Linked DNA regions of Mus musculus: all the other regions are linked to region 6. The links are chromatin loops, found by intact Hi-C in ENCODE. Cell type or tissue: heart. All regions are shown on one strand.

Evidence for each region. Hi-C counts contacts between places; a loop is a spot of excess contacts. Peaks named below come from ENCODE experiments on the same cell type or tissue, not always from the same donor. Only the 100,000 strongest peaks of a DNase experiment are listed, where the experiment ranks them.
Region 1: it touches region 6 in a loop (2.5-fold over the local background); 5 of 42 quality-filtered maps call a loop at or near these places.
Region 2: it touches region 6 in a loop (2.4-fold over the local background); 14 of 42 quality-filtered maps call a loop at or near these places.
Region 3: a loop joins it to region 6, with 5 times the contacts of the local background. A loop is called at or near these places in 15 of 42 quality-filtered maps.
Region 4: it touches region 6 in a loop (5-fold over the local background); 30 of 42 quality-filtered maps call a loop at or near these places.
Region 5: a loop joins it to region 6, with 5 times the contacts of the local background. A loop is called at or near these places in 29 of 42 quality-filtered maps.
Region 7: it touches region 6 in a loop (3.0-fold over the local background); 13 of 42 quality-filtered maps call a loop at or near these places.

What each region holds. Positions count from the first base shown.
Region 1 is chr2:30,657,108-30,661,107 of GRCm38, forward strand. It overlaps Gm14486 (predicted gene 14486), which reads right to left. Exons shown (of 4, transcript NR_136917.1): 3 at 2,693-2,778; 4 at 1,057-1,882. Among named protein-coding and RNA genes, the nearest start is that of Gm32316, 3.2 kb to the left of the region's middle. In heart, CTCF peaks have their summits at 1,382 and 2,317; DNase peaks (open chromatin) are centred at 804, 1,494, 2,324, 3,094 and 1 weaker place; H3K4me3 peaks cover 2,762 bases; H3K27ac peaks cover 4,000 bases.
Region 2 is chr2:30,717,996-30,721,995 of GRCm38, forward strand. It overlaps Gm14488 (a long non-coding RNA gene), which reads right to left and starts at 3,192. Exons shown (of 4, transcript XR_866106.3): 1 at 1,978-3,192; 2 at 1,711-1,875. It overlaps Mir3089 (microRNA 3089), which reads left to right and starts at 3,215; the gene lies at 3,215-3,298. Gm39782 (a long non-coding RNA gene) reads right to left here. Exons shown (of 3, transcript XR_866107.2): 3 at 3,568-4,000. In heart, a CTCF peak has its summit at 2,016; DNase peaks (open chromatin) are centred at 506, 1,216, 1,936, 3,956 and 2 weaker places; H3K4me3 peaks cover 2,658 bases; H3K27ac peaks cover 4,000 bases.
Region 3 is chr2:30,611,299-30,615,298 of GRCm38, forward strand. No RefSeq gene overlaps it. Among named protein-coding and RNA genes, the nearest start is that of 9330198N18Rik, 16 kb to the right of the region's middle. In heart, a CTCF peak has its summit at 2,444; DNase peaks (open chromatin) are centred at 2,523 and 3,443; H3K4me3 peaks cover 1,221 bases; H3K27ac peaks cover 3,191 bases.
Region 4 is chr2:30,439,245-30,443,244 of GRCm38, forward strand. Ptpa (protein phosphatase 2 protein activator) reads left to right here. Exons shown (of 10, transcript NM_138748.5): 8 at 420-520. Among named protein-coding and RNA genes, the nearest start is that of Ptpa, 25 kb to the left of the region's middle. In heart, a CTCF peak has its summit at 1,930 (motif pointing right); DNase peaks (open chromatin) are centred at 1,627, 2,047, 2,717, 3,407 and 2 weaker places; H3K4me3 peaks cover 2,928 bases; H3K27ac peaks cover 3,602 bases.
Region 5 is chr2:30,434,234-30,438,233 of GRCm38, forward strand. Ptpa (protein phosphatase 2 protein activator) reads left to right here. Exons shown (of 10, transcript NM_138748.5): 5 at 1,331-1,448; 6 at 3,337-3,436; 7 at 3,996-4,000. Among named protein-coding and RNA genes, the nearest start is that of Ptpa, 20 kb to the left of the region's middle. In heart, CTCF peaks have their summits at 1,774 (motif pointing right) and 2,079; DNase peaks (open chromatin) are centred at 1,728, 2,118, 2,738, 3,758 and 1 weaker place; H3K27ac peaks cover 498 bases.
Region 6 is chr2:30,792,437-30,796,436 of GRCm38, forward strand. 1700001O22Rik (RIKEN cDNA 1700001O22 gene) reads right to left here. Exons shown (of 7, transcript NM_198000.3): 5 at 3,965-4,000; 6 at 3,709-3,847; 7 at 3,127-3,369. The coding sequence ends at 3,259. Among named protein-coding and RNA genes, the nearest start is that of Gm39784, 7.2 kb to the left of the region's middle. In heart, CTCF peaks have their summits at 2,350 and 2,555 (motif pointing right); DNase peaks (open chromatin) are centred at 2,295, 2,395, 3,225 and 3,645; H3K4me3 peaks cover 1,339 bases; H3K27ac peaks cover 3,078 bases.
Region 7 is chr2:30,928,092-30,932,091 of GRCm38, forward strand. It overlaps a transcript of Ptges not described here. Among named protein-coding and RNA genes, the nearest start is that of Tor1b, 23 kb to the right of the region's middle. In heart, CTCF peaks have their summits at 281 and 1,594 (motif pointing right); DNase peaks (open chromatin) are centred at 390, 980, 1,660 and 1,830; H3K4me3 peaks cover 1,028 bases; H3K27ac peaks cover 1,290 bases.

The DNA.
Region 1 (4,000 bases), 140 kb before region 6:
CTGTGATGGTCCAGGCGACTTAGGAACCACCCGTGCGTTGTGTGTGGAGAGTCTGAGGTGTTCGTGGGGCTGAAGGAGCCCTTGTTAATTACCAAGAAATGACCAGGAGGCCCGGGCCCAAAGCTCTGACCTTGAAAGGGCAATGGAATCGAACTAAAACCCTGTAGCAGACCTAGGACGACCCTGACTTCTGTTTCTGAGCCAAGGCTGAGGGCTGGATGTGGTCTGAAGGCAGAGGGCTCTCTTTGCTGGAGGCCTTAGGCTCCTCCCGGCACACAGGAAAAAACAACCTGGGCCATTCTGGGCCATTCATTCGAGCTGTTTGTACGTGCAAATATTTATTATTATTATTATTATTAAACGTCCACTTCCTGTGCCCGAGGCCATCTCCTCCATCCCTCTTTCCAGCCTCTCTGTCCAGGACCAGAGTCATAACTGTTTGCATTTGGGCTAATAACGACCTGGGAGTTTGGAGGTGGATATGGGCAGGACTGTAAACTTTAATTAGCCTGGTGAGATTAACATCGTAGCAGGGGACTGGAGTGGGGGCCTCCTTCCGAGCTCTCTGATCCCAGTAGACACCCCCCTCCCGTGAAGGGCACCCCATACAGGATGTGCAGAGGACCGCACAGCAAGGCTTACACGTGCTGAGTTAATCTTTATTCGCCTCGAAGCCGAGTCAGGCTTCAAAGAGCCCTGGGTCGAATTGCTGTCCCTCTGGCTCCACAGTACTCGCTGGCTTCCTCCTTGCAGAAACCTCAAGCAGAAAACTCAGGGACTGGGCTGTGTGACCTTGAGCCGGTTACTCACCCTCTCAGGGAGGGGAGGCTAAGTGGGAAGGTTCAGGACAAATGCTGCGGAATCTAGGAAGCTAAACCCTACTGGGTGGCCGAATTCTTACTGCCTGGCTGCCTAGCCTGGGGGGTCACACGTTCAGGAAGGGCTGAGGATTTTCTGGTCTCCATCTGGCTTAGTATTGAGAGCATTCAGCGGCTCGGGGGCTGTTTCCACCAGCGTCCCCAGGAAATTGGCCTTCCCGAGAATGAAGTCATCTGCTTCTCTTTTATTTATTTATTTTTGTCGCCTTTTTCTCCTTCAAGCATGAGCCCCTGGGCCTGTGCGGCCCCTCTCCACGGCTGTCGCGGGAGAAGGGGCTCTGAGAATAGGTGGGACCCCGGGGTGCCACGCGCCGTCCTGGGACTGGCCGAAGGTGAGCTCCCGGGCGGCCAGGGCGAACAATAACAGTAAATAACGCTGCCTCGTCAGCGTCATAAAAACGGAAACGCTTCCACTGTGTTTTAATAAGCGTCGCCCATCAATCTGCCTCCCTGCCGGCCGCGGGCACCGGGGAGGGTGCGGGAGGGGGACGAGGGGGCGCGAGCGGCCGGGGTCACGCGCACCAGCCGAGCCGAGAGGCGGCCGAGCTGAGTAACTCCGTTGCCATGGCGACGTGGCCGCAAGGAACAGGAAGCAGCAGAAATAGCAGCCGCCGCGGCGCGGCCCCTCCCCCCGCGAGCCCGTTGCCACGGCGACCGGACGGGAGCGAGGCTGCGCGGGCGGCCTCCTGCTCAGCCGACTGACGCATGCGCAGTACGGCGCGCGGGTGGGCCTCGCCCTACAGCTCCCGGGGTGGCCCGTGGAGACCAGTGCTACTCGGGGGTCGGTGTCTGCTTTGGGAGCCTTCTCGCCTCGGCTTCTGGCAAAGGCAGTGCTTTCCAAGCATGCAGCGGGCAGGGACGTGGTCACCGGAGTCCCCGACCTGTTCTGAGTGACAGCAGAGCCGGGTCCAGGCTTCCCTCGCCGTGGATGGGGCACCTGGTGACGTCCAGGATGCCTCCTCCTCTTGGTCCCCATCTCCACGTGTCCCTTTGCCAGATAGAACCTGCATAGAACACAGAAGCCCTGGCACCCTCCATGTCCCCTCTTGTGCCAGAAAACAACGTTCTTTCCTCCACACCCCCCAAGTTGAGGGAAGCCTAGATGTTTCATAACAAAAGCCCTCCCCCACACCCCATAATAGCTTGTTTATGTGGAAGCGGCTGCAGCCTTGGGGGTCTGAAGCTGGTGTGTGTGTATGTTTGTTACAGGGACACACGTGATTATATCTGAGGCCGTTTGTGGAGAATTTTCTTCTCTGTAGATTCTGTTTGGTTTGTTTTTAATAAGGGTCAGAGGTCTGAGCTTCTGTGGGGAAGGGGGAAGGGTCACCTCGGATGGCCAGGCCAAAGGGTCCCAGGGGGACAGGTCACGGGGCCTGCAATGCTAGCAGAGGCCAGCAGCTAAAGCTGCTCCATCTGGCTCTGTTCCTGGCGGCAGGCAAGCACAGGCAGCCAGCAGGATGCTCCCTTGAGTGGAGCCCCAGAGGGGGACACCCTGGAACGGAGACTGGTCTCCCTGGGCAGGACAGCTGTCATTTCTCAACTGTCCAAGAGAGAGAGAAGGGAGCTGCTGCTGGCTGGGTCTTTCTACAGCACTATCAATGGCGGGCTTGTGTATGCCGCCTTCAGGTTGGCTGTGTGAAATGAAGGGAGCCTTGAACTGCTTCCGAGTCCTGGCCAGCCAGCCCAGTGTGTGGACCGAGGGCTACAGGCTACATAAGAGCATTTCCACTCAGGACAGCCTAGCTCTGTGTGTCTTTCCCTCCTTCCTCACCCTGTAGACATGGCAGGGGCGGGGGGGGGGGGCTGCTTACCCTGAAGGAGAGCCTGCCTGGTGTCCAAAGACAATGCATCCACCATAGAGATCCTGGGGTCACAGTTAACTCTTTTTTAGGGGAAGCTGTGGAGATGTGGGGAGGAAGGAGCAGAGAGACTGGGCTGTAATTCAGAGAAGGTCCCTGTCCTTGAGGCCAAAGCAGACTGAGACCTGAGATGACAAAGCAGGCCCTCGTGGCTTGTGACTGTCCCTGGAGGGAGATGGGTGCTCAGAATCCGACGTCTATTTACTGCAGCTGGAAGGGGTTCCTTCGCTGTCCCCTGGTCCCTGAGACCTAGGCTGACTGTGTCCAGAGGCTATAGGCTTCAGGGGTTAAGAAGCAAGGAGGTGGGCCTTGGCTCTGCTACTAAAGCCCCGTGGAATCAGAGGCAGGCCCCGTACCTTCCTTGGGCTTCAGTTTTCCCATCTGGCAAACAGGAAGAGGGTCAAGGCAGCTACTGACTGCCTCATAGTTGACCCAGTCAGTATTTCTGAGGTCTGAATGTCCTATACCGCCAATGGTATCTTAGGTCAGGCTCAGGGATAGTGGCCCAGAGGAGTGAAGTCACTCCCCAGGAAAAGCTAGAAGGTAGCACAGGCACCTGCCACACCCGCAGGAGAGCAGGGATCACGCTGTGAGTGCTACAGTCACAAGTCAGCACCCCCCTCAGCCCTTCTCATTTTGGTGGCTCCATCCAGAGCCTTCCCTTTGTATAGAGTTGGGACACCCATTCCTCCTTTCTGAGGTTAGCAGAGGGACTAGAACTCTCCGTGGTGTCTGCTAACTGTCATGAGTGAAGGGTGACCGGGAGGGTAGGTCTCCAAGGATACGTGCTCTGCACACGGCTTTGCAGTCTGCCCCAGAGCTTGAGATCTGTGTGCCTTCTCCCCTGTCCCTTCCTGCAGCTGATATGGCAGGGCTGGGGGTCCTCACTCACTAGGCAAGCGTGTGGCATCCAGATGGTGTGGTTAATCGCGATGGAACCGTAAATCAGCGGTATTGTCCCAGCCTCCCTGCTCTTGGCAGAGCCGTCACCTGGAGGAGGAGCTGGTGTAAGAAGCTCCTGCAGCCCCGCCCACCAGCCCCAAGCTTTGTTCCCAGTCAGTGGCCAGTGTCTGTGTTTGAATACTAGCCCTGTCACTGCCTGTGTGGCTTTGACGAAGCCCTGATCTCCCTGTTAGCCTCAGTTTCTTCATCTATAAAATCCGGGCGATCACAGCGCATGTGGTCCCCAGAACAAGATGAAGTCTCTCATGTGGGCCATTCCTGACTTATAGCTCAGTAGATCCTCCACAAGCTTATAGC
Region 2 (4,000 bases), 74 kb before region 6:
TCCCTGAAGAGCAGAAGAAGCCTGTAAGAAAGGCAGCCCTGAGATGGCGGGGTAACCTTGAGCCGTTTGCTCTCCCGAAACCCCATCTTCCCAATGGTACCACTTGTGCTCACTCAGGCGCACCGTGGGACGCAGAGCCCACGTGTGCCCCGCATTTGTCAAGCACATGGCAGGGATTAGGAAGGGCGTGAGTTACATCATTCACTTCTTTTTACAGCTGAGAAAAACAAACCGAGGCTCAGCGAGGTGCAGCAGTCTGTCCAAGGTCACACAGCCCAGAACAGGACAGGGATGTCCCAGTTACACAGCACCCATGGGACTATGCGGCCGTAGGACTGCACCTCCTTCACCTATTCCCCGGTCCTCTCAACTCTCAGGCTCTGCAGGCTACGTGGGGGACACAGAGGTGGGTGGTGTGGGCAGAGCGCAGCTTGCTGGGAGGAACGGGTTAATGCGCTCCGCCGCATTGGGCCGGCCTCCAGGAGAGCCAGCCAATGGGCATGCTTGGTGATGAGGTAATGCCAGGACGCGCAGAGTGGGTGGGGCTTGAGTGGACCCCTCTGCTCCTTCTGACTTTCTGCTCTCCTTAGCAACCCCTCACCTTTGACCTTGATATCCCGGCTCTTCTTCCAACCTTGAGGGACTGGGATCATCAGCCCCCTGCAGCACTGAGCCTCACGCACTGCTGCAGATGTTCAGATGCATCCTAGCCTGAATAACACCCCCTGGACCTCAGTTTCCCTAGATGTAATTTCTTAATTGTCAAAGTCCCTCCCAGTGGGGTACCTGCATGGATCCCCAGAGCAGCAGGCAGCCTTGCCTTGCCTTTGACCTCTGCCCCGTCGCAATGGTTCCCAGAATCCGGGGCCAAGGAGTCACTAGGCCAGTCACACCCTTCACGTGGTCCCGACCCTTGGGTGCCTCTCCTGACTGATCCCACTGACCCCTTCCTCCTAAGCTAGGAACTAGCTAGCCACACAACAGCCGCAGCAGCAGCAGGCTCGCAGCGGTAGTTAGATGACAAAGTTCACCAAACCACTCGGCCTAGCAGAGCTGGGTTAGTTAAACGTCTACTACGGGCCCAGAGCTCCGGCTCCGTGTGGCCTGGTGCCCTACAACCCTCCTGTTGTCGCTATATGCTGAACGCCACCCGGGCACGAAGCAGTTAACGCCCTTGCAGCGAGCTGGCAGAGCCGGCTGCCCGGCTTATTAGTCAGCCGGCGGGGAGGGGGCGGAGGGAAGGAGGGAGGAGGGAGGGAGGGGTTCAGTGGAGAGCCGCAGAAAGCTATTCTCAGGGGCTCCCGTGTGTGGGGAGGGCGGCTCAGCGGGAACTGCCGCTTCCCAGAAAGTTGATTATTTTTAACCCAGGAAGAAGAAAGGAAGGAGGCCCAGGGAGGACTCAGAGAAGACGAGGAAAAGAGAGGAGAGGAGAGAAAAAGAGGAGAGGAGAGGCGAGAACAAGGAGAGGAGAGGAGAGAGAGGAGAGGAGAGGAGAGGAGAGGAGAGGAGAGGAGAGGAGAGGAGAGGAGAGGAGAGGAGAGGAGAGGAGAGGAGAGGAGAGGAGAGGGATAGATATTTGGAGGGAAAGGACAGGCAGGGCAGGGAGGAAGGAAGATGAGGCTTAGATATCCCACAGCAAGGGTTGGGGAACGCTCTGGGCCAATTCTGGAGGAGGAATAGATGTGGGGTACCCACCCCTGCTGGACCTACCATCCTCCTGTCCTTGTGGACTGGCCTAGTTGCATGGGGGCTTGAGGGAGGAACTGGGCACAAGGCAGTTCCAGCTCCTGGGAGTGCTCTCAGGTCAGTGGGCAGCACAATGGCACAGCCTTGTTCTGGCCTTCACGGTGACTCCTGGGAGTCTGCATGGAGGCCCTGGGAAAGAGGACAAAGAGGTTGCCTTGGTGCTTGGGCCGAGAGGGATTCACTTACGGGGGGGGGGGGGGGGGGGGTGTGGGCCCAAGTCACTTCTCCTACCTCTAGGTGGTGTCAGGCTGGGAAGGCACCTCAGAAGCAGGAGCTGGGTTCACAGAGTGAGACAAGCCAGAGACAGCTGGCCCACAGGGCTCGCAGGCGTGGCGAGCCATAAAAAATGCATTGGGTGCCCCCAAGAAGGCTGAAATATCAGGGACTTAGGCAGACTGGCTGTGTGTGTGATCTCAGCAGGGGTCAGAAGTGTCCTAGAGAAGGGTGCATGAGGATCTACTGGGATGACTAACTCAACTAATGCGAAGCCAGGGAAGACAGGACTGGCAGTCTTCAGGCCTCAGATCCAAGTGGTCTATCAATTCCTGCCTCTGGAAGGTTTGGCAGGCTTTTATGGAGCAGAGAGAACAGGTCTCCAAAGCTCCCAGAGGCTAGGAACTGGGGGCTGAACTCAAGCTTGGTTTGTGCCATGGTGGAAGACCAGCCTAGTGCAGATGCGGGAGGAATCAGAAAGCTGTCTGGGCTGGCTATGTGACAGGGAGGGCTGGTGCTGTTCAGGAGGCAGGGGACAACTCACAGGAGCAGGCTGGCAGCTTCGCATATTTGAGGGTCTGGTAGAGATGGCTCAGAGCGCCAGGTGAAAGGAAGACCCAGTGGGGAGGGCTGAGGGAGCTGCAGTGGCATTGCAGAATATGCTAGAATCCTGGTGGACCGGCTGATCCCGGTGGGTCTGCAGTATAGGCAGGGGAATCAGGTTTGTTATGGTAATGGTGCAGAGGGAGAGAGGAGGGTTCTGTTCCTATAATTGAGTACTGGGAGACACAGCAGACAAGACAGTGTGTGGCCAGCAGGGCTGAGCCTCGGGCAGGCCAGGCCGATGCCTGGAGCCTGGGAAGGTCCTGGGGACAGATCAAGAGGCCTCGGGTGTGATGTAAGGGCAGGTATGCATGTTTCTTGCTCTGAGGGCCTTGTCTCTAATTGAGAAGGATTGAGAGGGACCCAGCTACCCCTACCCAGTCACTCTGGAGCCCTGACCAGCTTCAGGCCTTTCCCCAGCAGTAGGTTGGGACTGCTCATTACCTCCACAGGATGTAGAAGGTGCCCACCCACCAAGTCACTCCCCACCCGGCCCCCAACCCCAACTGCTGGCAAGAGGAGAGCAGAGTTGAGCACACAGTAGGTCCTTTCCATGAGCCTAAGCTAGTGGGTAGAGTTAGAGCTACAGACTGGGCTGAGAGCAGAGCCCCTGCCCAGATGCCCTGGAACAGGGAGATAAGGGGAACAGCTGGTGGCTTGCAACTGAGTTCAGGGACAGCGTGTCTCAGTTTCTCTGTCTGAGCATCTGCTGATCCTGAGCTGTGTTTTTAGCTGCAGAAACCCAGGGCCTTGAGGCTCCACCCCTACACTCTGAGCACCACTGCTGCCAACGCCAAGGGGGTCTCGGGAATGGCAACTGAGAGGAGGGGGAAGGTTCTAGGACACATATGGAATCCAAAGTGCTCATCTTCCAGCTCTGAAGGGCCTGCCACGGCTAATAACAGTCTTCCAGCCAGGCAGTGATGGCACACACCTTTAATCCCAGCACTCAAGAGGCAGAGGCAGGAGGGTCTCTATGAGTTCAAGGTCAGCCTGGTTTACAGAGTTAGTTCCAAGACAGCCAGGGCTGCACAGAGAAACCCTGTCCTGGCGGGGGAGGGTGGGCTTCCCATCAAAGCTATGCTGGCCCTGCCCTCTCACCTCCTCCCAAGGGTGAGAAGAATAAGGCCCAGATCTAAAGGACAGACCTGAAGCCACCCCACGGCTGACTGTGTTCTCTGAGCCCCCACCCCTAACCCTATCTACAAAGTGCCTGGCTCCTTGGAAGCAGAGGAGGGTAGGTGTCAGGCTGTCATTCCGTGACCCAAGGCTCCCCATCAGTATGACAAGGGTGTAGGCTAGAGCCCTCTAAAGTGGACAAGACCCAGACTTCCCAGCATCCACTCTGAGAAGCCTAGCTCAGAAGAGTTGGCCAGGGCCCCAGAGCTGCACCTCCTGCTCTGTCCCCATCAGGCATCTCTGAGCTGTGAGGAGCTGT
Region 3 (4,000 bases), 180 kb before region 6:
CTCGACCCTAAATTCAAGGTCATCCTTAGCTATAGAGTGAGTTTAAGACCATTCTTAGTCACGTTAGACATTGTCTAAAAAAAAACAAAACAAGCTGGGGGCGTGGTGGCGCTCATTTTTAATCCCAGTAGGCAGAGGCCAGCAGATCTCTGTGAGTTCAAGGCCAGCCTGGTCTACAGAGTGAGTCCAGGACAGCCAGGGCTACACAGAGAAACCTTTCTTGAAAGAAACAGAGAAACCAAAACAGCCCTGGAGTAGCATCAAGAATGATCCAGAGCAGGAAGAGGTGGGGAGGTGGGAGACACTGGAGCCATGGCTCGGTCTGTAAGGTGCTGGCCTTGTAAACAGAATGACCTGAGTCTTGATCCCCAGCAGCCTGGGAGGGTGCAGTGGTACAGGGCACTGGGCAACGGGAGACAGTGGGACACTGGGGCTTGCTGGCCAGCCAGCCTGGGCCACCACTGAGCTCTAATGAGGGGACATTGCCTCAAAAAGTGACTGAGAAATGCACTCAGTGTCGACCTCCTACCTCTACATGTGGGTATGCATATGTGCAGGCGAACTCCCCTGTGAGTCTCCTCATGTTTGTTGACCTGACGACATCTGGAATTAACCAAAATCCAAACAGTGGGTATACCTTGAAGGATATTTTTCTTGATTAAACCATTTGAACCGGGGAGATTGCTTTTAAGTAACCTTGTGACAGAGGCCTGCAGAGAGGACAAGCTTGCTCTGCCTGGCAAACCCATCCCTTCATGGGCATTAGAGCCTAGCCTACTTCTTCAGGATTCTGGCATACACTGAAGACCAGCCTAGACACGAGCCTTGTGGTCTGAACAACTACTGGGTTCTTGGACCTTCGTTGGTAGGCAACCATTGTTGGACTAGCTGGATCACAAACTCTAAGCCATTCTAAAATAATCACCTATATATCTAGATATATAGATATTCAAAGGACACATACACACACATGTATACGCAAGCACACATATATGTATACATTTGAATATATATAGCTATTCGAAGGACACAAGTGTAGGAGGGGGTTGGGGAGGTTTATATGTCGTTGGGGCTCTAGAGCAGAGTTTCTCAACCTGTGGGTCGTGACCCCTTTGAAAATCTCTATCTTAAAAATATTTACATTACAATTCATAACACTAGGAAAATTAGGACATAGCAATGAAAATGATTTTGCAGCTGGGGGGTCACATGAGGAACTGTATTAAAGGGTCAAAACATTAGGAAGGTTGAGAACCATAGCTGTAAGGAACCCTGACCAATATACCCCACAAACATATGTACATAGGAACATGTGTCAAACAGTACACACAAATAAAACAAGCCGGGAGAAAGCCAGAGTCCACGATACAGTGAGCTCACAGCTTCATGGAGAGTGGGCCCTTGCAGGCATCATCGCCCAGGAGCCTGGGTTCAGGTCCTCGCAGCCATCAGGGTCAGAGCAGGTGTGGGGGGAGGGCTCTGGCAAGAGGGATGTCCTGAGCCTGCTCCTGGCCCAGGCCAGTTACAGGGTAGCCTCAAGGGTCTCCTGAGGTGGTGCCAGCAAAAGGAACCCACAGCCGGCCTCCAGCTCCCCAGTACTGCGATTACGGATGTGTTCTACCTCTACCCCATGTCCCATCCCTGATTTTTTATACTACCTGAGGTTCAAATCCTGTATGCCCGGCAAGCAGGCCACCAACTGAGCCACACCCCCAATTCTGTGTTCTCTCCCCTCCCTCCTTTCAGTTCTTTCTTGCTCCCTCTTTCCTTTTCTGCCCCACTCTATAGCCCAGGCTAGACTCAAACTCTCCTGCCTCAGACTCCGGAATGTTGGGATCACCAGAGCTAGCCTGATGTACAGTGTGTCACCTGGACATGATGACTAGACACTTAGGATCCTTGTACTCAGGAGGTAGAGGCAGGAGGATTGTGAATTCCTGGTCAGCCTGTGCCACTCAAAATAACCTTGTCAAAAATAATAATAGTAAAAATAAAGGAAGGACTTAGGATATGGTTTAGTGGTAGAGCCCTTTCCTAGTCCATGCAAGGTCTTGGGATTGAGCGCCCCTCCTACCCACTCCCCCCCCACCCACCCCCACCCTGCTCCAAGCACCAAAAATCCCCAAACCAATCTGTGAACCAATGTGCTTAACAAAATACTTGTCAGAGGGCCTGAGAACTGCCTCACCTGTCTCCTGACAGATACAGCGGGGAGGTAGCTTCTAGTCCTACCCGCCCCCCAGAGGGGGAAACTGAGGCTCTGTGAGCTGAGGAGCTGGTCTGGGCCTGGGGAACTAGCTGTGGCGCTGGCTGCAGGCAGACCCTCAGGTCCCAGCTGCCTCCCCTTGCCACTGCCTTCCCAGCCCCAGAATCCTGGCCTCTAGAGGAAGATTCCCGCGGTCCCGGTTGGGGGTGCCAGACAGCCGCGACGGCAGCGTGTTTTTTTAAATCCTCTTCTCACTGACTTATGATTATTCTTCTTTAAGGCAGGGAAGAAATCCAGAGCGTGGCAGCTGGTCACCTCGGGGTGGCGGCCCCTCCTCGTCTGCGGACCTGCAGAGGAGACCGGAAGCTGGAGGCTTGGAGCGGGAGGAGGAACTGAAGGGGAGGATGGAGAAAGGGAGGAAAAGGAAGGGATGAGAGGCGCGTGGAGGAGAACGGAGAGGAAGATGGAGGGGGAGCGCACAGAAAAGACCCCCCCCCCCCAGCTCCTCTAGCAGATCGAAGAGCAGGAGACACACAGATGAATAATTTACCAGGGAAATGCAAAAAGAATTTAGAAACTGCATTTATAAATATTTATTTTCGCAACGCCCCCCCACGTCTCCCTGTTAGCCCTTGTCGGTGTGTGTGGGGGGGGTCTCTTCCTCTACCCCTCAATTTCTCTGGCTTTTCTTCTGGTCTGGGCCTGGCTCCCTCCTGTCTCCCTCCCCAAATCTCTGCCTATCTTTCTCCTTTCTCACACTCCTGCTCCCACCGGTCTGTGTACCCGATACCGTTCCCACCCCTGACTTCATTCCACTCATCTGTTTGGGTGTGGGTGGGGAGGGGTGTTCTTTTTCCTATGAACCCCTCTTCTTTGTCCCCATTTCTTTCTGCTTCAGAGTCTTGCCTCCCTGTGGGCCGGTCTTTGTGTATGTCCCTCCTTCTCCCCCTCCCTCCCTGTCAGTTTCGGACCTTGCTGCCTCTGCCATCCCTTTGACCCCCTTTTTGTCTTGGGTCAGGATCCATAAGGACTGAGAAGCCCTGAGAGCGGGGGTGTGTGGGTGATGTCCACGGCCTTACCCTTTCCTCCCATAGGCACCTGTGTGAGATTTCAGAGCCGGGGACAAGGAAGGGACCCTGTGAGGGTAATCTGGTACTCCTTGGTCAATGAATCAGCCACCATCAGCAGGAGATGGGAAGTCAGGATGTAGGTGGCTCAGGGCCAGCTGGGGAGCTGGGAGGGCTCATACAGAGAGCTTGGGGAACAGCCATTGAACAGACCTAGCAATGTTCTCACTCTGTGCTTCTCTCTGAGGAGAGGACCCTGGACTTGCATGGCAACACAGTCCTGGGAGGAGGGAAGGGAGGTGAATAAAGCCTTCTTGCTCCAGGGCTGGGGAAACCAAGTCCTGCTTCGATGCGGGGGGTTGCTTGCCTAGAGCTGACGTGGGACACCAGCACCTTGCCTTCAGCTATTTGGGGCCTGACACCTGTGCCAAAGAAAGCTGGGACTCAAGGAGGACTGTGGGTGACACCCATCTGTGGTCCAGGCACAGCATGGCCAGGGTCCACCTGAGACCTTTTCTCAAAACAAACAACGGGACCTTTTCCTTTTGGGTTGAGATAAGAGAGTCTCATAATATAGCTCAGGTTGTCCCAGAACCCTCTTGTGTAGCTCAGGCTGACCTAGAACCTGTGACCTTCCTGCCTAAGCACCTTTCAACTTTTAAGAAAGAACCACGGCTCTCAGGAAGCAGCAGTTAAATAGTGTGTTATGGACACTCAGGAGCCGAGG
Region 4 (4,000 bases), 350 kb before region 6:
CCTATCTCTGTATGTTGGCAGTAAAGGTATCTATCACCACACCCAGCTGAGGTAACTTTTAAGGTAGGTAATGGTGCTTAAACAGCAGAGGTTGGTGCTGCTGACAAACCAGGTGCAGAGCTGTTGTCATGGTTACAGGATGCTCAGGTGTGTTTGTCATCTCTGCTGATTGGTAGCACATCAGGTTTGTGTGCACCCTTATCACCACGGGTACATGCATGGTGACTAACTGTGTACAGTGAGCAAGCGCCTCGCTAGGTGACAAGGATTTCTCAGTCCCATTGTGATCTTTGTGCAGAGACTCTACCATAGCTCTGTGCTACCATGCCATCTCAATAGTTGTAAACTGTCTGAGGTAGGCACCTTGTGCTCAGGCTGGGTCAGGGCTGTTCTGAAGCCCAGGCCTCTACTTTTCCCAGACCACCCCCACCTGGAGCCCAGACATTTCGTGGATGAGAAGGCGGTGAGCGAGAACCACAAGGACTACATGTTTCTCCAGTGCATCCTGTTCATCACTGAGGTGAGAGCCATGCCAGCCTCTGTTAGGCAGCCTTGGCAACTGGGCCCTCTTGCCCAGCCGCCAGCCTTCTTCCAGAACCAGGAGGACTCTCATTGTTAGGTTTGAGTTGGAGCTTTACTCTGCTGCCCAAGCTGGCCTTAAATTCATGACAGTCTTCCTGCTTCCGCCTCCGACTGCTTGGGATTAGAAAATCAGCCACCATACTCAGCTCCCATGGGGTTCTTGGGCTGAGGGGTTAAATTGTAGTTGTTAGTTAGACTTGGTGACCCGCAGCAGGCCTAAGAGGGTGCCATGCAATGTGTTAGGGTGCAATCAAGTTAGAGGTTATGGACTCAGGTTGAAATCCCTAGAGGAGCTGCAGTGCTGGGAGTAGTTCTGTCTCTCTGTACCTCAGCAGTGTTCGAGAGGTGAAAACAAGCAGCCTGTGGTGGCAGTCACTGGGTCCAACATCACCTGTGGTGGCAGTCACTGGGCCCATACTACTCAGCACATTCCCTAACTGGAAGTACTTGTCTCACCGAGGCAGGATTCCCTACAGTATAGTGCTGGAACACTCCCCAAGGTAGCCCACGGACTCTGAAAACTCTTGGCTTTGGGCCCATGTCAGCTTTCCCTCTCAGAATCTTGTGGACAAGAGCCAGGAGCTCATCAAGGGACCCAGAGTCTCAGGGCCTTGATTCTGGGAGGTGTTAGAACTTGTCATTCTCTCTGCCTATACCTATCAAGTCTCACCCCAAGTTCACAGGGTCCTGGCTTCTCTTTCTGTGCCTCCTGCATGTTTGCCCTGTGGAATTACATGTGGTCTCCCGACTGGATGCTACTCTCTTGGCTCCCTGTTCTGAGCCTCTGAGCAGGGAAAAGCCTGGTTAGCAGCCTTGACTCTAGGTTCTTTCTGGTCAGCATTTGCCTCAGGGTTGTGCCAAGCTCCAGGGGCCAGAGGGGAATGACACATTTTTTTCCAAGTCAGCAAATGGAGCAGGGACTGACGGCTGGGCGGCCACTACTTGGTTCTTGGAGATAATGCTGCCTTCAGCAGTGTGGCAGGCTCAAGGTCAGAAGGACTGGGGGCAGCCTGGCTCACTGCCTTGAAAGATAGCTTTGCAGGACTTGAGCGTGCAGCGAGGGGCTAGGGAGGATCTAGGGTGAGAGCTAGGGCTGAATGGGAAGGAGCTTCAGATTCTGCAGAGCTTGCTGCTTGAGGCCAAAGCCTGAGCTGTTACTGCTTCCTCTGGCGGCTGGCCAAGCCCCTTGCGTCCCTGTCAATAATTCTAACAAGGAGGCTAGCGAGACTGGGCTTCAGGGACTGGAGATCGATGGATTCCATGCTAAGATTTAGTGTGTGTGTTTGTTTCGGCTGATATAAAACCCCAAAACCTTTTCCAAAGTTTGGAATGGAGGACCCCATAGACGGTAGTCCAAATAACCACAAGGAGGCGCTAAAGTGCACTGAACTCTGGTGGCTTCAGTAACAGAGGTAGGAAGTGGGAGGGGAGCTTTTTAGTGGTTGTGCACCTTCTCTGCTAGGCTTGGTTTTCTCTTGGTTCCAGGCTCTTGGGTCAGTCAAGCTCTGGTTGGTTGCTAGGCACTGTGGTGGCAAGGGCATGCTGCCTGCCTGGGTTGGGCAGTTGTAGCGCTCTGCTGCTGCTGCTGTTCACAGATAGACAGCTAAACAGACAGAGAAATGGATACAGATGTATAGATATTCCCCACCCCTACTTGATGAAGTTGGCAGTTTTTACTTATAACCCCCATCAGGAAGTGAGCAGTCTCACCCAGAGGGCACAGAAGCCTACAGGGTGTTCAGGGCTTTTGGTCAGGGAGACCTGCAGTCTTTACTGCTCAAACAAAACCCAAGGAAGTTGGGAAGGAAACCACTTCTCTTTGCTGGGTCTTGTGTCAGGACCGCTTTGCTAGTAGTACTGGATGTGACAGCGGAGGAAGCCCACCTTGCGGGGCTCCAACTGCTTCAGGAAATGTAGCCCTGGCGCCTTTAAGAGCCAAGGGCAGGCAGGAAAAGAATTTCAGTTTCAATCTGGCTTCTAAATTTGGAGTTTTGGGAAGGGAGGGATCAGATTTCAGCTGGAAGGGAAGGAGCTGACAGGAAGGCGCTGTGCTGAGCCTCCCCCACCCTGCCCATCCCCCCAGTTACTGACAGAGGAACCATTTACAAAAGGCCGATTCTCTGGGGAGTGGAGAGGCAGGAACGCAGCGTCTGTGAGTAATTTCCTGCTCAATATGGCTGCTCTGACTCACACGATTCCCCTGGGGTCACTGCGGGACTGCAGTTGCTTGCTTGTTCTCGCTCTTTCTCTTCTCCCTTTGTGGCTAGAATGAGCTGATTTTTTGGGGGCGTCTTCTCACCCCCAATTTCTTTTCTCCCTCATTTTTTTTCCTTTCTCTTGAGTCGCAGAACCTCCTTCTGAAGGACTTGGGACCTGAGGCCCTGAAGGCCTTGAGGGTGAAGTGGCCTCTCTAGGGACATAACTGAGCTACACAACTTGGGCCTGCCTCTAGCTCTGCAGCCTGCCAGACAGCCCGTTTTGAATGTCCCTTGTTAGTGAGCAAGGCTGGTCCCCCAGGCAGGGTCCTTGCTGAGCCAGCCTGGAGCACCTGCTGTGAGACAAAGCAGGTGGTCATTCACTCAGGGGTCTGTAGGGGACCCTGTTTCATAGTTCCAGCCTGCAAGTGTGCAGAATTGGGGCAAGGAAGTAGAGAGATTGACGGTGGAGTCTTTGCAGGAGTGTTGGGATACATCTCGGAAGCTGAGGGCACTGTAAACTTTGCCAGGCTCACAGAGCCTTTCAGAGTCTTTCTGTGTAGTATGGGGCTGTCCTCTGAGCCCTGTTCCCCAAAATAAATGCTGCCTGTAACCTGGGGAGGGAGTGAGGAGGGCGTGCCAGGCTGCATGGCTAGTAAATACAAATGGACTGGCCTTGCACTCTCACTGGCAGGATGCACTTGGGACATAGGCTTCCCTATTCCTGTGCCCCAGCCGAGGCTCTGATGCCCCGGGACTGCACTGGACTGCAGTAGTGCTCTGCCTTCCTGCAGTCAGAGTTTGAGCACTGATGGACTATCCATGTGCCTGCTCGTCTTGTTGCTGTGGCTTTTTCTGCCCTACTCTTGACCTTGTTAAACAAACTTCCCTCCTGTACTGATCTGGAGCCTCCCTCTATCTCTGTCTCTGTCTCAGAGGACCAGATCCATCAGGGCCTGTCCACAGCCCCTTTCCTGTCCTCCAGGCAGGTCTAGACCACGCACCTACAGTGTGTCTGCATAGGAACACATTCTACTTTCTTAGGGTAGGGATGGTCTCTTCCTGGGTTGCTAAATTTGATAGACATTGGGATGGAGCCTCTGTTTTGTCTGTGTGAAAGAGGTAAGCAGAGGCTGTAGATGAGAGAAGTTCTGTTTTTTCAACAGGCCTTGTAGGTCAAGGCTGTGGTGTGTGTGTGCGTGCATGTGCGTGTCTGTGTGTGT
Region 5 (4,000 bases), 360 kb before region 6:
GAAGTCCGTGTTGTCTGTAGTTGAGCCATTCTGTTTCTGTTAGAGAACACCTTGTGTAGAGAAAGCCCTGCAGTTCATAATTGACCAGAGTCCCAGGATCTGAGCCTGTGTGTCAGTCAGCGTTTGTTGGCACTGTGTAGCATAATGGCACACGTAACAGCATGCATGTACAGAGGCGCATGTGGTATGCTCAGAACTGAGCCTGTACTGACATGTTGCAGCCGAGGAGAACACTGTCGGAAACACTGTGGACTCACAAATGTGCATGCTTTTGAATAGGTTTCTAATGAACGCCATAAAGTCTCTGTCCTGTGCGGCCCGCCCCCCAGCCCGTGCTTTTGAGGGCTGTGGAGAGTGGGTGCTGCGAGACTCTGCCCCCAAGGTTTTGGTCTTGGGAAGAAGTTGCCTCTTCGGAGCACTGGGAAAATAGAGCTTTGGGTCTCTGGAGAGCAGCTGTACTCACAGGCCAGGCAGGGATGCCTCCAGCTCCAGTTGGAGAGATGCTATTTACTAATCTGTCACTCTGTGAGCACACCACTGTCTGGGAGGGTGCAGCCTTAGGGCCCCCCCCCCCCCCCCCCCCCCCCCCCGCTGCTGCACTCTGGTGATACGTGGCCTTGGTGTCTCAGAAGATAGACTTTAGTTAGAAGTCAGAACTTGGAAGAAAGCTAGCAGTAGCTAAGCAAGTTGCAGCAGCCTGGGGTCAGTGTTTGCAGTGCTCCTACCACCCAAGCAAGCTGCAGAGCACCCCCCGCCCTCTGCCAGGCAGGCCCGGCACGCTCGGGAACGCTGCTCTCCCGGCCTCTCTCCATTACTGTTGCAGACATGGGTTTTATTTGTGTTTGGCGTGCATGTTTGGGTAGTCTCCTTTACTTGACCTTATGTCGGTCAGGTTCACTGCTGTCACTGGAGACGGATCCTTTTCTTTGTTGTGTAGTATTGTGTTGCAGAACTCTGTGTGGTGTATTTATTTTGGGACATTGTCGTTGAGTTTTTATGTTCTGACTGGGATAACTAATGCTGTTTGGAACCTTCCCGTGCATGTCATGGCAGACTCTAGCCTGCATGCTTACTGCTCTGGGAGTGGACCCAGCAACTATGGGGATAATAGGCTGGACATCCCATAATCTCTGTAGACCTTGGGGCGCATTGATGCCTTATCTTGCTCCCAAGTCACCCTAGGAGTTCCCTCCCCTTTTCTAGCTTCTCAGAACTGGGAAGCAGGCGAGCCTCGATGCCTGGACCCCAGGCAGATGCTTCCCAGTGGCTGCCTGCTCACCCAGGTGCTGCCTAATCTGCTGCCACCACTGTGTGTCTCTTATGTTATCAGGAAGCAGAAAACTTGGTGGCCACAGTGGTCCCCACCCACCTGGCTGCTGCTGTGCCTGAAGTGGCAGTTTACCTGAAGGAGGCTGTGGGGAACTCCACACGAATTGACTATGGCACAGGTATCTGCTGCTGAGGGCTCTGGGTGATGGGGACCTTGCTGCTTTCTTCATGTTGCCTGAGCTGCTTTCTCTATGCTCCACACAGTCTTGGGGGGTCTCTGAGAAAGCAACAGTTTGTCAGGCCCCTGAGAAGTAGGGAGGGGTGTGTGTGTGTGTGTGTGTGTGTGTGTGTGTGTGTGTGTGTGTGTGTATGTGTAGGGTGTATGGGTGTATGGGTGTGGGAATGTATGGGTTTCAGCAGTGTTGTTGGGAGGGATAGTGACTGCTGGCTCTATCTTATGCCACCAGGTGGTGCTATTGCCACAGGCACGACACTGCTGAGAGTTGGTTTCTGTTCTTGGTGAAGCTGGCTTCTATTTAGATGCCTCATCACTCTAGAGATAGTTTATTGAGCACTTACTAAGGGCAGATGCCTAGAGAAGAAAAACCTTTGATAGCCCACTCTCTCCTCACCTCTCTTGTCTCTCAGCCATTTTCTTTGTGCTGATGATCTTTGGCTCTGTCATCCATTTTGGCTAAGCTGTTGCAGGGACTTTAAAGAGACGTGGTCTCTAGGTTGAGATAGCCTCCATAGTCCAGGAGACCCATTGTGATAAGGGCTTCCTTTCCTCTTTTCACTAAAGTAGGCATTTGAGAGATGTGCTGTCTCCCGCTTGGTTGGGAAGGAGAGCTAGAGGGCGCACGAGTGTCAGCAAGCCCTGGGGAAGGCGTGCCTGGAGGCAGAGCCTTGGAGAACTTTGTCCTCTGTTCCTCTTGCTGCTGACAACAGTTCTGAGACTCTGGGATATGGGGAGCTTTGATTAATGCCCAACTAGGAAAAGAGTTCTGGGGCATGGGGTAGCCTGGCTGTCATTTGGAAATTTATTTATTTATTTATTTTAGCTTAGTTTCATTTGTTTATTTGTTTATTTATTTATTATAAGTGAGGGCCTCTTTAGGGGTGGTTGTGAGCCACCATGTGGTTGCTGGGATTTGAACTCAGGGCCTCTGGAAGAACAGTCAGTGCTCTTAACCGCTGAGCCATCTCTCCAGAACCCCATTCGGAAATTTATAGGTGACCATAATTGAGCGTGTGTGCATCCATATCTGGCAGCTGTCTGGTCTGCAGAGGTCGCTTGAAACACCTGGCTGCACCTCCCTCCAGTTGTCTTACTACATAAGGAACAGGATCTAGGGTCTAGCCAGTGCTCTGTGCAGAGCTGACTGCTGCTGGGTATGACTAGGAGAGGAGGGTCCTCCTCCCTCGTGATCCCTCATCAGGGCTCACGCAAGCTCTTAGCATGGCTGTTCACATCCATCTGGTCAGAGCCGCCTTCTGTGCCCTCTGCTGGAGGCACACTGACTACTTACTGTGGCCTTTGTGTGCTGTTGCTTCTGGCTAAAATGATTTCCTACTCTCCTTTGTGCTGGCCACCTCCCGTTCCTCTTTTATTTTAAACATTATTTCCTTAGGAGAAAACCTTGAACTCTGAAATTAGGGTCCCCCTAGGATGTGCCTCAGTTACCCACTTGTCTCCCAAATAGCTAAACTCAAAGTAGTAACTATATATTTAATATTTAATGTCTGTGGTCTCTGACTAATCATGAGCTCTTTGAGGCAAGGACTCATTTGTTACTGGGATCCAGCATGGACAGTGTCTGCCCAAATAGTAGGTGCTCAATAAGCTGGGGTTTCTAATTGGTCAAACCCATAAAGTAAGGTGCAGGTGCCTGTGCAGGAAGTCGCCTCAGGCCCCTCAGGAAGAGTGCCAGTGCTTGTGCTTGTTGAAAGGCTCAGGTCTTCTGGACTGGGAGGAGGTCTCTACCTCAGTATGGGCCTTCCTGCTCAAGGGAGTTGGGTGCGGGGGGCCTTCTAGAAGATGTCAGCTTGGGCCATTTTCTTCCCCAGGGCATGAGGCTGCCTTTGCTGCTTTCCTCTGTTGTCTCTGCAAGATTGGTGTACTCCGGGTGGACGACCAGGTGGCTATTGTCTTCAAGGTGTTTGATAGGTGAGTCACCGTGGAGTGGAGGAGATGGCATGTGGTTCCTGGTGTTCATCACATACAGGCGCTGTTCTGAGGCTAATTTATACAACCTTATGCAGTAACACTGCCTGCCTCTTATAGAAGAGGAAACAGCCAGGCATCTGCTGACATCATAGTCCACCAAAGACTGTGGACCTCTCTGGGTGGCACAGGTGTACAGGGACCTGCTCTGAGCTGGGCAGCCCCTAGGGCACACTGCTGTCCTGGTGTTGGCACACCTCCAGTTCTGCAGGTGACCCATGTGCACAGCTTGTGATTTCTGACACCAGGGACCTCACCCGCTTTCCCGTGGCACCTGAAACTAGAGAGAGGGACCCCTGCCCAGGCTGTGACAGGCTGCCAGGGTTGATGACACTGAGCCTGGTCTCCATGTGCTGTTTTGTCCCTCTCCCTGACAGAAGACGTCTGAGGGGAGAGGAAAGCCTGTTGGCTCTTTCAGCCTCACATTCTCCGTACCCTTTGTGTGCTGAAGAAATGTCATTCTCACCTTTCTCTCTCCTTTCTCCCTGCCCCTTCAACACAGGTATC
Region 6 (4,000 bases):
GGGCCTCGGTTTCCCAGGAAAGAGCTCTCCTGAGCATGGTTTCTGAAGAAACTCCGTGTCCAGCTGAAGCCTGGCAGGCTGCAGGAAGCTGTGCGTGGGTCGGTGTCTGTCTCTCTGGCTTTAGGGGACTTGGGGTTACCTAGAACTTTGTAGACCGGGCTGGCCTTGAACACTGAGATTCTCTCCTGCCTCTGCCTCTCAAGTGCTGGGATTAAACCCTTGTGCCACAAATTCCAGTTCTTTCTCGCTCTCTCTCTTTCAAGAGCTTATTTTTAAAGCCAAGCATAGTGGTATACACCTTTGATCTCTCCTCACTTGGGAGGCAGAGGCAGGAGGATCTCTCTAAGTTCAAGGTCAGCCAGGTGCGGATGCTAGAAACCAATCCCAGAATCTCTGTGAGAGCAGCTAAACACTGAGCCGTCTCTCCAGGGCCACATTGTGGGAACTGGACCCAGCTCCTCACACGCGGTACAGCATACACAACCACCCCTCACTTCTAGGGCTAATGAGCCACCTCCTGGGTACAGGTTACAGAGGTTTACATGGCAGGGGACATTCCAGAGAAAGGGACAGGGCTTCCTGTCTGGATAGGAGACACCCCCCATCTGTCACCCCAATAAGCCTAGTTCCCCTTCTCCACTCGACTTGGCCCAAGGGACATAGTCTGTGATGGTGATCAGGGAGATGAGAGAGATGGGAAGGCCTCACAAGGGGAGAGGAACAGACTGACCCCAAAGCACACAACTCACAGATAAGATACCCGCTATGCTACTGGGAACAGACCCAGAGCTAGGATTTTCCCCTAGCTCCCCTGTGCCTGAGGCAGTCACTTTAATCCTAACCCTGAGGTGGGCAAGGCAGGCAGGTCTCTGAGTTCCAGGTCTACAAAACAAGTCACAGATCAGCCAAAGCTCCCTATGAGACCCTGCTCAACCATCCAGACAAAAACGTTCAGTGTGGACTCTGGGAAGGAGAATGGGACCACTCTGAGAGACAAAAAAACCCAGGACCGAGGTCACCGGAAAGGGGTCTTTCCCCAGCCTCAGCATTCCCAGAGCCTTCTTGGTCACCTAAGTTCAGGCGTCACATGAACGTCGATGTTGTGGCTGCAGGCAGATACCACCTTGGGAGTTCTCTGGGGGTTTTTTTTGTTTTTTTTTTTTTGTTTTTGTTTTTTGGTTTTTTGAGACAGGGTTTCTCTGTATAGCCCTGGCTGTCCTGGAGCTCACTTTGTAGACCAGGCTGGCCTGGAACTCAGAAATCCGCCTGCCTCTGCCTCCCGAATGCTGGGATTAAAGGCGTGCACCACAAGTTCTCTGGGACCCGGTACTCCAGAGGTCCATGCTTCAATGTGCAACACATGTTCTGAAGTGTGTTATCTCTGTGTGTGTAATGGGCTCTGTGTGTGTGTGCACGCTCGTCTCCTCCATGTGGGATGATGTCTGTTTGCCATCTGTATGGTCATATGTGTCAATGTGCTGTCTGTTTATGTGGTATGTTTGTGGGTAGCTCTTTGTATCTGTGTTTTTCCATGTGTATGTGTCACATGTGTGTCTCTCCGTGTCCATGCATATCTGTGGTGTGTCTCCATAAATATGGACTATGTGGTATGTGTTGTCTTCTGTGTATGTGTGTGTGTAGTATGTGCCTCTCCATGTGTGGGGTCTGTACATGGTGTATATATATATATATATATATATATATATATATATATAGTATGTTTACTATGTGTTATGTACCTGGGCAGTATCTGTTGTGAACATCTGTAGTATGGTTTTCTATGTGTGTGGGGTCTCTATTAGTGTGGTATGGTGTGTCTGTGTGTTCTCCCTGTGTGTGGGATCTCCAGGTGGTGGCTGTGTATGTGCTATCCTGTGTGTGGGGTCTCTGTGGTGTATGTGTGTGTGCACGCGCGCATTTGAGCACGTGCAAGTATGTCTCCTCGTGTCCTGTTTCTGTGCCTGAGGTGTTCTATGTGTGGGATCTCTATGGTGTATGTGGTATGCAGTGTGTGTTCTACTTCAACGTCCAAGTTTTTCTCCTTGCGTGGTCTGCTCTGTGTGTTCCCAGACTCTCCGTGAAGGCCAGGTCTCAGGGTTGCAGGTTGGAGACTGGATTCCCACAGTGGGACGCGCCAAACCCATCACAGTGAGCACTGCCTAGGGGAAAGTTTCTGACAACGATACCGGCCGAGAGCTGAAGTTTCGCGGCGCAAAGCCAGGCCAACACTGCCCCCGCGCGGTGCGGTGCGGCGCTGCAGGCGGCCGGGGAAACAGGCAGACCCGGCACGCACGGCGCGCAGCACTCCAGAGAAACAGGGATTCCACGTCTTGGGTCACAGCCTGAAAGCTCAGAAAGGGACCGAGCCCCGTTCCAGCCCAGCGCTGATGACGTTGATGCATCGCGTCGCATGCCGGGTCAGCCCTTCATCATCCCCAGCCCATCTGGTCCCTAAAATGACCGGCCCAGTCCAACCCAAACCCCCAGCTTTAGCATTCCGTCCTCCCCGTTACACTCCACTCCGCACCGAGTCCGAGACGTTTCTTCAAGGGCCAGCAGGTGGCGATAAAGACCTGGCCAGAGCGCAAGAACAAAGTGAAACTCCAAAGAAGGAGGGGTTCCCCCAGGGGTTCGGACATGGAGTAATGGGGGACACCCAGGTGTAAGGCAGTATCTATGTTAATACAGTAGATAAATTCTAGGAGGCCTGCCACGGTGACTCAGGCCACTTCCCCATGTGGATTTGAACACCGGAGCAGGTAAGAGAACTAAGGATTACCCATACACAGGAATCTTTTTCCTGGGCTGGGGTCTGGATACCCATATCATGTACTAAAAGGTGGACAGAGAAAAACTCTGGCGCTAAAGACAAGAAGTTGTTTATCCACTCTCCTAGGCTGAGGTTATGGCTGAGGCTCTGCTTCAGGCACGGGTTGATTTAGGTTGAGGTTGTGTCGTGAGTGGTCCACCCCTTGCACAAGCATTCCCTGGGACAAGCTGAGCCCCTGGGGTGCCCTGACTCCCCACCCCCAATATCCAGCTGTCATCAGCTTCATCCCAGCTGTGAGCCCACCCCAATCTCCCTTACCCAGGAACCCCAAGTGGTCCCCAATCAGGCACCTAGAGTGGCTTTTACTGGGAGACCTAGTGATCCATCCCAGCCACCTGGGAGGTGTGTTTATTTGTGGGGTGAAGAAGCACTCTCTTCATTGCCTGGCATGGGTACACTCCTGAGCTGGGGGGAGCTCTGGCAGGCATTCACCTGTGAGCCTGCTGCCGGTTTGTGGTGGACGGCAGGAGCAGCTGGTAGCCCTTAGGGCGGCCTTGCTTCAGGACAGACTGCAGCACCAAACTGGGCAGAAAGGATTCCTAGAGGGAGAAAGATGCCTGGCATGGCACTGCTGAGGGGACCCCAGGGAGGAGACAGGGAGCAGGGGCAGGCGGGGGTGGGGGGGCAGGTGGCTCCACATTACAGCTGTCCTAGGCTGAAGCACAGCCCACCCACTCACTAGCCTGGCTCAAGGGCCTCCTCCCCCTTGGCTCCACGCTGAGGAGGCCAGGCCACACAAATCCAAGCCATAAACCCCATGGTGACTCAACAGAGAGGGTCCCCTACAGAGTCACTGAGGGCTGGTGCTTCTGCTGGCGGGCTGCCCGCCCTGGGCTGCTCACCAGCTTCTGGTTCCAGGGATGGGGCCATTTGCCCACCTGATCCACATTGTTAGGGGTGTCCAGGAAGGTTCTGAGGCCTCCCCGTGGCCTTGGGATGGTGGCCCTGGAGATGAAGGGTAGGTGGCTGCTCACGGAGGAGTCCTCAGAAAGGTAGAGCTGAGGTTCCTGAGCTGACCTGATGGGGAGAGGGGGGCCTATAGCTTTTTGGCCCTGAGTTCCAGACCCACGTACAGTTTGTAGCTGGAGGACCTAGACCACAACCCTTCTGCTTCCTCTACCCACAGAGCCTCACACGCGGGGGCAGGTCCAGAATGAGGAGCCGGCCACA
Region 7 (4,000 bases), 140 kb after region 6:
CCTGAGCCCACATGATGACTCAAACATCCCCTAACTCCAGTCCCAGGGAAATCTGACACCCTCTTCTGGTCTCTGTGGGCACTTTATACATGATGTGCACGTTCAGACAAGTACGCACACACACACACACACACACACACACACACACACACACACACACACACACACAAATAAAAATAAATTTTAAATGGAAAGACATGAACTCACAAACGACTCTGGAAAACTGCTTTTAACGCTGACTGGCTCACCTGCCTGCAATACCGTGAATGCCCACTAGAGGTCTGCTTATCCTGGCGGTCTCATGGACTCTCTGCCCCAGCCATAGCAGAGCAGCTGTCAGCCTTCACAAACCAGAGAGGCTCAGACTCTTCCACCCCCGGGCTTGGAGACCATACTTTCTCTGGGTACCTTAGGGTTTTAAGACATTCTGTGTGTGTGGCTCCCCATCGCCTAACTCCACTCCACGGTGTCTCAAGACCCCACCCCTTCCCAGCCCAGTGTCTCAGTGACAACCAGATGAGCCCCTGGCTGCCAGCAGGCCTCTCATTGCACTTGGGACCAGGCTCTTCCTCAGATATGGTTCTGGCCACAGAAGCCACCACGGGCGATGTATGAACCATTGTAAGCCTGTTGGTAGCAGCAGAGAAAAGAGCCACTTTCTACACCAGAGAAGGGACCAACCAGACAGAGAGACTTGGATTAAAGGTGCGTACCACCAGGCTGGTTTCACTTTAAGGTTTTATTAGTTTGTTTTGTTTTTCAGGTAGAACTCCCCAGCTAGCCCTTGAACTTGCATTGTGGTCAAGGATGACCTTGAACCTCTGTCTCTCCCTCCCAAGTACTAGGGTTACAAGCATGCGACACTTTATGAGGTGCTGGGGTGAAACTCAGGGCTACAGATATGCTAGGCCAGCGCTCTATCCACTGAGCCACGCCCTAGCCCTACCCACACTCCGGAGATGAGGAAGCTGGAGTTTGGAGGAGGGGCATGACTCAGCCAATGACTGTGCTCCACACCAGCAAGACATGCTCTGGATAACATATGACTATGAAATCCCCCACAGAGCCAGGAAGATGGAGCTGTTGGTCAGCAAGGTATGTGTGCGACTCACCTGGTTTGCCTCCTTCCAGGGCCAGCTGGGAGCTCCCATTCACCCACCCAGAATGTCTGGCTCCCAATCTGGGCTCTCAAAACTACCTTAAAGGAGCAGGCACCCAAAAACATCCTTTGTCATCCACACTACCACCCCAAAGTACAACGGACAGCCAGGGACCCAGACACGAATGCTGGACAGCGCCAAGGCTTGCCTCAACGCCATCCTCAGGGACTTGGGGAATTGGGGAGCTCTGGGAACTAACTGCTTGGCCTTGCGTTTCCGAACTTCGTTTTATCCCAGAAGACAACTCTCTTCCTCCTGGCTGGAGGCGGTAGTTGAAGCGGGCCATTAACACTCCCCAGTTCCACCCGCAATGAGCATGCGTGTTTGAGAAGTAAAGCTAGCAGGCACCAACTGGAAAGCCGGGCAAGTCCTTGAGGGAACCAAAGAAATGAGAATCCCAGAGGAGCAGTCGCGGAAAGGCTGAGCTTCCAGCAGGGGGAGCACGGGGGCCTTTCCAAGATCGAGCTCACACACTCCCCACCCCACCTCCAGCCCTTGCTGGCCGCTTACCTTGTCCTCAGGTGTCTCTGCTGAGCTCATCCGTGATGACGTCACCACGTCACACTGGAGGCCTTGGCGGCGTGATATCCAAGGGGGCTTCGGGCTTTTCGCTGTCTCCTTCCTTTCTCTATGACTCAGGCCGGGAGACACAGGCTGGGGCAAGGCTGTCCATTCTTGCACAATCGCTGTCCTCATCCGAACCGCAGCCCTGTCGGGGGCCTCCCTAGGCTCTCAGCCACCTGAGGGTAGGATTTCAGACCTGGGCCCAGAGACAGACGTACTCCACTGTCTGGCTGAGGAGAGTGCGCTCCTCAGTTGCTCTGTCTGTGGCTTGCACACCTATGCTCCCTTGGGAGTCCTCTGTCCAGGTGTCCTGCTCCCCTGTCTCTCTGCCCCTCCCCGCCCCTCCCCTGTCTCCTCCTCCTAGTTTCTCTTTTCTAAACATAAAACTCATCTTCTAACCAAATTCGCACAGGCACTGATGGGACATGTGGTTTTTAATAGGAGATGGCCATGATTCAGAAAAGGTGGTGGCACACGCCTTTAATCCCAGCACTTGAGATCGGCAGGCGGATTTCTGAGTTCGAGGCCAGCCTGGTCTACAAAGTGAGTTCCAGGACAGCCAGGAAACCCTGTCTCGAAAAGAAAAAAAAAAAAAAAAGAAAAGAAAAAAGAAAAAGAAAGAAAGAAAAGAAAGGAAAGGAAAGCCTGAAACAGATCATCTATCCATTCATGCATCCACCTATCCATTCATACCCACCTGCCCACCCATCTATTCATTCACCTATCCATCCTTTCAAGTACCTCCCACCGACCCATCCATCTACCCATCCATCCATCATCCATCCACCCACCCATCCACCCACTCATCCACCCACTCATCCATCCATCCAGAGGTGGTAGAAGCAGTTTAAAACCGTGAGTTCACTAACCCATAACCCTAGCACTTCAGAGGTGAAAGCAGGAGGATCAAGACTTTGAGTCTAAGAACCTGGAGAATGGCCGGTGATTAAGAGCACTAACTGCTCTTCCAAAGGACCAGAGTTTAAAGTCAGCACCATGTTTTTTTCTTTTCTTTTTTTAAAATAATTTTTAAAGATTTATTTATTATTATATCTAAGTACACTGTAGCTGTCTTCAGATGCACCAGAAGAGGGTGTCAGATCTCATTACAGATGGTTGTGAGCCACCATGTGGTTGCTGGGATTTGAACTCAGGACCTTAAGAAGAGCAGTCGGTGCTCTTAACCACTGAGCCATCTCTCCAGCCCCCAAGTCAGCACCATGTAATTCACAGATACTCCAGCTCTGAGCTCCGCCCACTCTTGGCCAGTGAGTGCCCTGCATTCACCTGGCACACAGCAAAACACCCACAGTTATAAAATAAATACATCTTTTTTAAAAGTACAAAAGAGTTAGAGGCTGGGACCAGAGAGATGCTTCAGTAGTTAAGAACACCTGCTGCTCTTGCTTAGGACCAGGGTTTGATTCCCAGAGCCCCGCACGGCAGCTCACAATGGCCTGTAACTGCAGTTCCAGGGGAATCTGATGGCTCTTCCGGCCTCCTTGGGCTGCTGCCCATGTGTATTGCATATGAACGCATGCAACCACACACACACACACACACACACACACACACACACACACACATGAAAAAAAAGTACATACATAAGAATTTGAGCAGGGCTGGGCATGGTGGCACACGCCTTTAATCCCAGCACTCGGGAGGCAGAGGCAGGCGGATTTCTGAGTTCGAGGCCAGCCTGGTCTACAGAGTGAGTTCCAGGACAGCCAGGGCTACACAGAGAAACCCTATCTCGAAAAACAAAACAAAACAAAACAAAACAAAACAAAAAAGAATCTGAGAGCTGGGCGTGATGGAGCATGTCTTTAATCCCAGCACTTAGGAGGCAGAGACAGGAGGATCTTTGTGAGTGGGTGTCCAGCCTGGTCCATAAAGCAGTTCAAGGATAACCTGAGCTACACAGTGAGACCCCACCTCAAAACAAACAAAAAAAGCAAAAAGCAAGCAAGCAGGGGCTGGTGAGATGGCTCAGTAGTTAAGAGCACTGACTGCTCTTCCAAAGGTCTTGAGTTCAATTCCCAGCAACCACATGGTGGTTCACAACCATCCGTAATGAGATCTGACCCCCTCTTCTGGAGTGTCTAAAGATCGCTACAGTGTACTTACATATAATGAATAAATAAATCTTTACAAAAAAAAAAAAAGAAGACAAGCAAGCAGTTGGCAATGAGGCTCTAACAACATAGTGAGATCTGAAGAGGACTATGTCACACTACAGTGGCAGCTTGCACATATATGACCACAAAGCCCCGCCT